Regions from separate parts of the Mus musculus genome. Here regions 1 and 2 are each linked to region 3. A link is a loop called in an ENCODE intact Hi-C map of the cell type or tissue named here. Cell type or tissue: heart. All regions are shown on one strand. Region 1 holds the start of Rpl28 (ribosomal protein L28). Region 2 holds the start of Hspbp1 (HSPA (heat shock 70kDa) binding protein, cytoplasmic cochaperone 1). Region 3 holds the start of Kmt5c (lysine methyltransferase 5C).

Evidence for each region. A loop is a pair of places that touch in the nucleus more often than their neighbours do. Peaks named below come from ENCODE experiments on the same cell type or tissue, not always from the same donor. Only the 100,000 strongest peaks of a DNase experiment are listed, where the experiment ranks them.
Region 1: it touches region 3 in a loop (4-fold over the local background); 22 of 42 quality-filtered maps call a loop at or near these places.
Region 2: a loop joins it to region 3, with 8 times the contacts of the local background. A loop is called at or near these places in 9 of 42 quality-filtered maps.

The regions. Positions count from the first base shown.
Region 1 is chr7:4,791,343-4,793,842 of GRCm38, reverse strand. Rpl28 (ribosomal protein L28) reads right to left here and starts at 878. Exons shown (of 5, transcript NM_009081.2): 1 at 845-878; 2 at 434-522; 3 at 217-340. The coding sequence starts at 514. In heart, no CTCF peak of the experiment used is centred here; a DNase peak (open chromatin) is centred at 962; H3K4me3 peaks cover 1,712 bases; H3K27ac peaks cover 1,666 bases.
Region 2 is chr7:4,684,077-4,686,576 of GRCm38, reverse strand. It overlaps Hspbp1 (HSPA (heat shock 70kDa) binding protein, cytoplasmic cochaperone 1), which reads left to right and starts at 1,596. Exons shown (of 8, transcript NM_001360629.1): 1 at 1,596-1,683; 2 at 2,011-2,305. The coding sequence starts at 2,102. In heart, a CTCF peak has its summit at 1,521; DNase peaks (open chromatin) are centred at 1,476 and 2,186; H3K4me3 peaks cover 1,549 bases; H3K27ac peaks cover 1,467 bases.
Region 3 is chr7:4,738,635-4,741,134 of GRCm38, reverse strand. Kmt5c (lysine methyltransferase 5C) reads right to left here and starts at 1,008. Exons shown (of 9, transcript NM_146177.2): 1 at 896-1,008. It overlaps Gm24537 (a small nuclear RNA gene), which reads right to left and starts at 2,303; the gene lies at 2,202-2,303. It overlaps Gm42369 (a long non-coding RNA gene), which reads left to right and starts at 1,055. Exons shown (of 2, transcript XR_881802.3): 1 at 1,055-1,843; 2 at 1,933-2,145. In heart, a CTCF peak has its summit at 997; a DNase peak (open chromatin) is centred at 1,164; H3K4me3 peaks cover 2,441 bases; H3K27ac peaks cover 1,959 bases.

The DNA.
Region 1 (2,500 bases), 53 kb before region 3:
TAATCCAAGCACTCAGGAAGCAGAGGCAGGTGGATCTCTGAGTTCTAGACCAACCTGATGTAGAGTTCCAGGACATTGAGGTCTACATAGAGAAACTGTACTTAAGTTTCTCTCTACACTTCTTAATTTAAAGATCACCTTACACAGCCGGGAAGTCAGAGGAAGGGCAGTTCTGGACCCTGGAAAAAGGGAGCGCTATCGTGTGCAAAGGCTCACCGGATCTGCGTTTCATAACTACCACGACCCCTTTGCCATCGGCGGCCGGCTCCACTCCGACGGTCTTGCGGTGAATTAGCCCGTTGTAGCGGAAGGAGTTTCGGGCTTTCAGATTATTTGGCTCCTGGGGAATAGGTGTACACGATGTTAAGTTAAGGCCCGGAGGCTCCGATACGCAAAAGAGCCACAGTGCCCCTCACACGCGGGCCCGACTCACCGTGCTGTACGTCTGCTTATTCCTCTTGATCAAGAAACTGGAGCAGTTCCGGACGACCATCCACTGCAGATGCGCGGACATGGCGGCGGCTGGGGAGAAGCCGGGGGGGGGGGGGGTGTGAAAGATGTCAGAAAGAAGCAGGCCGTGGACAGGCGGCTGGGTAAGCGGCAGCACCGTTGGGAAAAAGCGAGCAAGAGCTTTACACGGCCGAGGAAAGGGTGAGCAAAGGAGGCAGGCCGAGCTAACACCGCGGAGACTTAGAAGGGGGAAGGGACGCTGAGGCCCCACTTCCGGTGGGGAATGAGGGCAGCGAATGGTGCTTGGGTACAAGGAGAGAAAGCCCAGGCAGGAGACCGAGGCCGTGGGAGCGAGATGGCGGCCACGCGGGACGGACAGAGGCCTCACACTCACCTCCTCTCCCTATGGCGGCCGGAGACGGAAAGAGAGACACGAGAGGCGGGACGACACCTTTAAAATGGCAACGCATTTCCGCTTCCTCCCGTGGCGCGCCTGAACTCGGCTACCCAGCTTCCTCTGGGCCTTGGGTTCCGCCTCCGAGTCTTTTTGACTCGGGAACCTTCGGAGCTCTTCGTCTGAAGGTCCCGGCGAGTTCTCGCGGTGCGTACCGTGATGAGGCGCCGGGGTGGGGTAGGAAGTTTTCGGAACTCGGTGACTCGGTTTTCGTGAGGATCCAAAAGCAGAGAGAGTTCCTAGAGCTATGTTCCCATCGCATCACCCTGATCTGTTCAGTCTGCACTTAGCGCATGGTGGGCACTAATACATATTTTGAAAAAAAAAAACGGTTTTGCGCCCTTGTCTAGTAGATTTCGAGGTGGGATCCTCCAGCCTCAGCCTGTGGATGCAAATATTGAGGATTCCAGATCTCACATTAAGTGGAGCTTAATTGATTTTAAGATTTATTTATTTTTCCCGGGCGTGGTGGCGCACGCCTTTGTTGGATACTCTGAAACTAAAGTTACAGATAGTGCCTACTGAGAATTGAACCACTGTTGTCTGGAAGAGCAGCCAGTGCTCTGAGCCGTCTCTCTCTCCAGTCCCAACTTATTTTTTTTTTTTTTTTTGTAATATGTATGAGGGCTTTCTTAATTTCTTAATTTCCTTTCTTTTTAAGCCTGGATATATATATGAATGCTATGTGCCTGCCTGGTGCCTGGATTCAATTAGACAGTTTTTGAGCCACCATGTGGGTGCTGGGAATAGAACCTGGGTCCTCTGGAAGAGCAGCCAAAACTCTTAACCACTAAGTCATCTCTGCAACTCCTTTTTGTTTTGTTTTTTTGTTTTGTTTTGTTTTGTTTTGTTTTTGTTTTTTTGAGACAGGGTTTCTCTGTGTAGCCCTGGCTCTCCCTGAACTCATTTTGTAGACCAGGCTGGCCTCCAACTCAGAAATCCTCCTGCCTCTGCCTCCCGAGCGCTGGGATTAAAGGCGTGCGCCATCACGCCTGGCTTCAGATTTATTAATTTTAATTATGATGTATGTGGGTGTTGTGTTAACATGTAAAATGCAAAGTCCAAAAGAAACCGTTGATCCTGAGAAACTAGAGTTTCAGGCAGCTGTGAGCTGCCTCATATGAGCTGGTAACCAAACCCAGGTGCTCTGCGAGAGCAGCAAGTGCTCTTAATCACTGAGTCCTCAAGACTTGTTGTTTAAATGGATGCATGAACTATTTTAAAGATTTGCTCTGGCGTGAAGTCTTCAGATGGCAGATGGTTCCATTACTCTTCTTGACCGTGTCCCACACAAACACCAGTGCCCAATGAACCATTTTCAGACCTCTCTAAAAATGTACTGCTGCAGTGTTAAATACCTATTCTTTCATGCCTGGTTCTGTCTATGCAGAAACATTCCATGTCTGTCCTCAGCAATACCTGGCCAATCCCGGCAGCTTTTCTTTATAAGTACACTGTAGCTGTCTTCAGACACGAGAAGAGGGCATGCGATCTCATTACAGATGGTTGTGAGCCACCATGTGGTTGCTGGGAACTGAACTCAGGACCTCTGAAAGAGCAATCAGTGCTCTTAACCGCTGAACCATCTCTCCAGCC
Region 2 (2,500 bases), 55 kb after region 3:
CCTGCCCAGGCTACATACTGAGAGCCTCCCCAAAACAAAACACCAAAATAAGGAACCATCTCCAAAACAAAAAACAAAAGAGGGGTGGGGTGGGACGGAGAGAGAGTTCAATGAGAGATATTTCAATGATTAGGAACTCTTGTTGCTTTATTGCTCTTGCTGAAGACTCAGGTTCAACTCCTAGCACCCAATTATGATGGCTCACAACCATCTGTAACTCCAGTTCCTGGCAATCCATCAAGCAAGCATACAGTGCACGCACATACATGCAGGCAAAATGTTCAGGGTCAGTGGTGGCACACGCCTTTAATCCCAGCACTCAGGTGGCAGAGGAAAGTGGATCTCTGTGAGTTTGAGGACAGCATGGTCTACAGAGTAACTTCCAGGACAGCCAAGGCTATACCGTAAAACACTGTCTCAAAAAACAAAACAAAAACTAACCAACCACAAACTATTTGTACACAAGTAAATAGGTAAGTCTACAAAAAAATTAAAAGAACAACAATAATTTAAGAGGCTGAAGAGATAGCTTGTCATTAAGAGTACTTACTGTTCTTGCAAAGAGCCTGAGCTTGGTTCCTAGCACCCATATATATATATATATTGGTTGTCTCATAACTGCCTGTAACTACAGCTTTAGTTTGTCCTTTGTCTCTGGCCCCATAGAAACCTGCATTTACAGGCATCTGCCTCCTCCCCTACTACATAATTAAAAACAATCTTTAAAAATAAAATCTAGCCGGGCAGTGGTGGCCCACACCTTTAATCCCAGCACTCGGGAGACAGAGGCAGGCAGATTTCTGAGTTCGAGGCCAGCCTGGTCTACAAAGTGAGTTTCAGGACAGCCAGGACTACACAGAGAAACCCTGTCTCGAAAAACCCAATAAATAAATAAATAAATAAATAAATAAATAAATAAGTAACTCTAAAAATATTTTTAAAATGATTGGAAGATCGAAGGTGGAAGACAGCTGATGTTGACATGGGACTTCCCACACACCATGCATAGTCACATGAAGACACACAACTCACACAGAGTATTCCACACTGAAACCGGTAATAAATGGGGAAACTGAGGCCTAGAAAAAAGTGAGCCCGAGTCTCAGGTTACAAAGGTGGGATATTAGGGGAGATATCCCGAGACTCTAGGAGCAAATGCAGTTAAAATCAGTTGAGTGAGGAACAAAACCGTCTGAGCAGCAGCAGCAGCAGCAGCAGCAGCAGCAGCAGCAGAGAAGGGGCGTGGCCTACGCAGGGGCGTGGCCGAACAGGACAAGCTGAAGTTCCAGGTACTAAGAGGCGGGACTTGACTGGGACAGGCCGAAAGGCCTAGAAAAGAGGCGGGGAATATGGGCATAGGCGGGGCCTATGCCTGGGAGGGGAGGAGTTCGCCATGAAAGTCCCTTGTTTGCTAAGATAAACAGAGGAGCTAGGGGGCGGGGCTTATAACAAAAGCGCGAAATGTAGGGGCGTGACAAAGAGAAAGTGGTGGGGGCCTAGTCGACAGAGGCGGAGCTAAGTGCCGCATCCGCTAAGAGGTGCTGCTTAGAACTGGGCAAACAGCTTGGGGTGAGGCACTTCCGTGTGAGAACTGCGTATTTCCGGTAAAGATGGCGGCGCCCAGTAGAGTCAGGTGCAGCCTAGTCTATCTTTAGGCGTGGTGGCAGCTCTAGACCCGGCAAGGTGAGATCAGCCCCATTGGGGCGCCCCTCTTCAAAGACACGGGAGGAGAATTGTTGCTAAGGAGACTGAGCGAAGGCTTGTTGCCATGGAGGCGGGGCAGTGGGGTTGCTAAGAGACGAGGACGCAAGCTGGGGAGCTTGGGGGGGCTCGTTGCCAGGGAGTAGGTGGGGCCTGTTGCTAGGGAGCAAGGAGGGACATCTGGATTTGGGCAAGGGTCCTGTTAGTATGAAGGAAGGAAAGGGGGCTATGGTTAAGGTGGTTGCAGGCAGAATGGTTTGGGATCATGAGAAGACTCCTAACACCTTCAAAACTCCACCTTCTCAGCAGACCTTCAAGAGTCGACCCATCCGGACACCATTGCTGCCTCAGCGGTGACCATCAATTTCCTTTAAACACATTCTTCCTTCACAGAAAGTCCATGGCAGACAAAGGCTCAGGGGGCAGTCGCCTCCCTCTTGCGTTGCCTCCGGCCTCTCAGGGTTGCTCGTCAGGGGGCAGTGGTTCCTCGGCGGGGGGCTCAGGCAACCCCCGGCCTCCACGGAACCTCCAAGGCCTGCTGCAGATGGCTATTACTGCGGGTTCTCAGGAGCCAGACCCCCCTCCAGAACCCATGAGCGAGGAGGTAAAGTATGAGGACCTAAGAAGGTTGGGTGAGGGTCCTGAGGATCTAAGTGTCTTGGGGAGAGTGGCTTAGTGAGCTACAAGCTGTTGTCTTCCTGGGTGGTGAGCTAGAGTCTAAATGTGGCATCATGATAGGGTGAAGGTCAGCTGTAAAGTGTCCGATCGCAGCCTTGTATTGGGAAGTCTCATGATGAGT
Region 3 (2,500 bases):
AAAAAAATAGATTCAGAAAACCAAATCAAATAAAATGGAGGGCCAGGTTACCCAGTACCCTCACTGTGGTGTGTCTGACAATTCTGCGCTTTGGGAGAGAGCAAGAAGGCAGAGTGTGGCAAGACACACTCCGCCACTCTGGGAGAAAGATCTGGAAAAAAAACGGTCTGGGTTAAATGAAGAGGGTGCTTAGAAAAAAAGCCTGGAAGCTGGGAAAAGACAAAGTGAGGTGTAGGGAGTATGATGTGAAGGGAGAGAAAGGGGAGAGAAAGATGGAGGGAAGTCAGGATTGGCGGGGGTGGGGGGAAGAAGGCACCTGAGGTTGCAAGGGAGGAGCCCACGAAATCCAAAGGGTAGATATGCCTGGGGTCCAAGGGAAGGGCTTAGCGGTTCCAAGCAGGGTTTGAGGGAATCCTGGGGGATTTGAAGTGATGGAAACCTGAAAGATCCTACGGGTTCGAGGAGGGAATTGAGGGCGCTAAGTAGCTAACTAAAGCCTGGGAAGGTTGCAGAAGGGGGCTGGGGAAACAGAGAGTCAGAGGAAGGGCCTCAGAGACCAGGATAGTGAGACAGGAGTCAGGAAGTGCCCTGAGTGTGACAGGGTAGGTAGGTTACGATGCAGGAAAAGGTGGTGGGGATGGGCCCTGGTGGGGCAAGGAGCGACTCCTAAGGTGCAAGGAAAGTCCTGAGAGTGAGAGAGGAGTCTGCATGGGCTCCAAGGGTGCAGGGAAGGGTACGAGTGAGGAGCGCGTAGATCCGCGGGGCTGGAGACTTGGACCGCAAGGTTCGAGGAAGGGCCCGGGGACAGCCGGTTCAGGGGGTGACTGGGAGGCCGGGCGGCGCGGGGCGGGGGCCAAGAGGGGGCTCAGAGGTCGGGCCCCGCGCCGCCCCTCACCCGCTTCTCCTCCTCCTTCTCCTCAGGAACCCGCGTTGCAGCCGCCACCTCCACCCACCGCCTCCTCCGGCTCTCGTCCGACACAGCCGCCGCGCCTCCCCTCGGCCGGCGTAACAAACAGCTTAACCTTCCTTTGGCCCAACCCGCCGTCACTCTTCCGTTGCTATGAAACTCGCGCTGTTCTTATTGGCTGACTCTCATTGCTCTCTTTTTCCCGCCTCTTCTGGCCCCAGTCGGTGCCCTGACAAAACCCCTCCACGCCCACTCTGTCAATAAATCCAGCGAACTACAGCCAATGGCTCGGGTCGCTGTCATTCAGGCGTTGCCATAAAAATCTGTCCCGCCTCTTCTTCTGCACTGTCCCAAATCAGTGCTTTCATTGGCTTAAAGAGCCGTCGCTCCAACAGAAACTCTGTTTGGGTCAGGTTATTCAGGTCCAAGTGAAAAGAGGGAGGGCTCTGTCAGAGACAAACTTCGTATATTATTGGTTGGCCTTGGACAGGACCACGCTTCCATTCGTTAAGGCCTCCGCCCATCACCCTAAATCCGGAGCTCTATTCTCTTTCTTTCAGCTTGAAGTGGGGCAAAATCCCTGAGCGAACCAGGAAGGAAAGAGGTGAATGCACACACGCGCCATCGCGCTCCCGGCCCCAGGAGACCATTGGTTGCCATGGCAACAAAACTTCAGTGCCAACCCTGCTTAGCAAGAAGATCTTTTCTCTTTCCCAGTATTCCTTATCTTTGGAAAATTGTACCTACAAGAACTCTGTGAAGTTTTCTTGTCCTGCCTGTGAACAGTTCAGAAAGAGACGACGCTGAGAAGTTGGGACTTAGAAGACAAGCTCTGATTCATGGGGCACTCCCCTGGGGAAACCCCTTAATTAAGATTACCCACCTCTTCAATCCTGCAAGTATAATTAGCAGGATATCATAATTACGTCCAAACAAGTAAGCTTACTTTTGTTTTTGTCTTTCCTGAGTTATCTATTTGGTGGGTTAGGATAATGCCTACAGCACAGAATGTTTTGTTACTACAGACTGAAGGAACAACCGATTGAAGTGAGATGGGACATTGAAATGGCCCAGTGTGTAAAAGCACCTGCCCACAAGTCTCATAGCCAGGATCCGCATAATGGAAAGAAAGCACCGACTCCTGAAGGTTGTCCTTGACCTCCACATTCATGCCAAGGCGCGCGCGCGCGCGCGCGCACGCACACACACACACACACACACACACACACACACACAATTGATTAAATCATAGTAGCTTCTCTTTTGAGACATGAGCTTTGACTGTCCTAGAACTCACCATGTAGATCAGGCATGAATTTGCTCGTCATCCTTGCACAGGAGCCATGCAAATCTTCACTGTATCGCTGCAATTTTAGTATATGTGCTGCTGCAACATTTTGTTTTTAAGGAGGCTGAAGTTTTGCACCGTTCTGTGATCTTGGGGTTTTGCCAACTCACAGCTTCATGGTTGCGTCTACAAAGCAAATATCATACACTGATATACTTTCAAGTGTCTGAGGTCCATGCCTCACCACCCTTCTCTCTCCTAAATTCTAAGACAGCTCCCTACCCTAAGCAGCTCTCCGGGTTAGG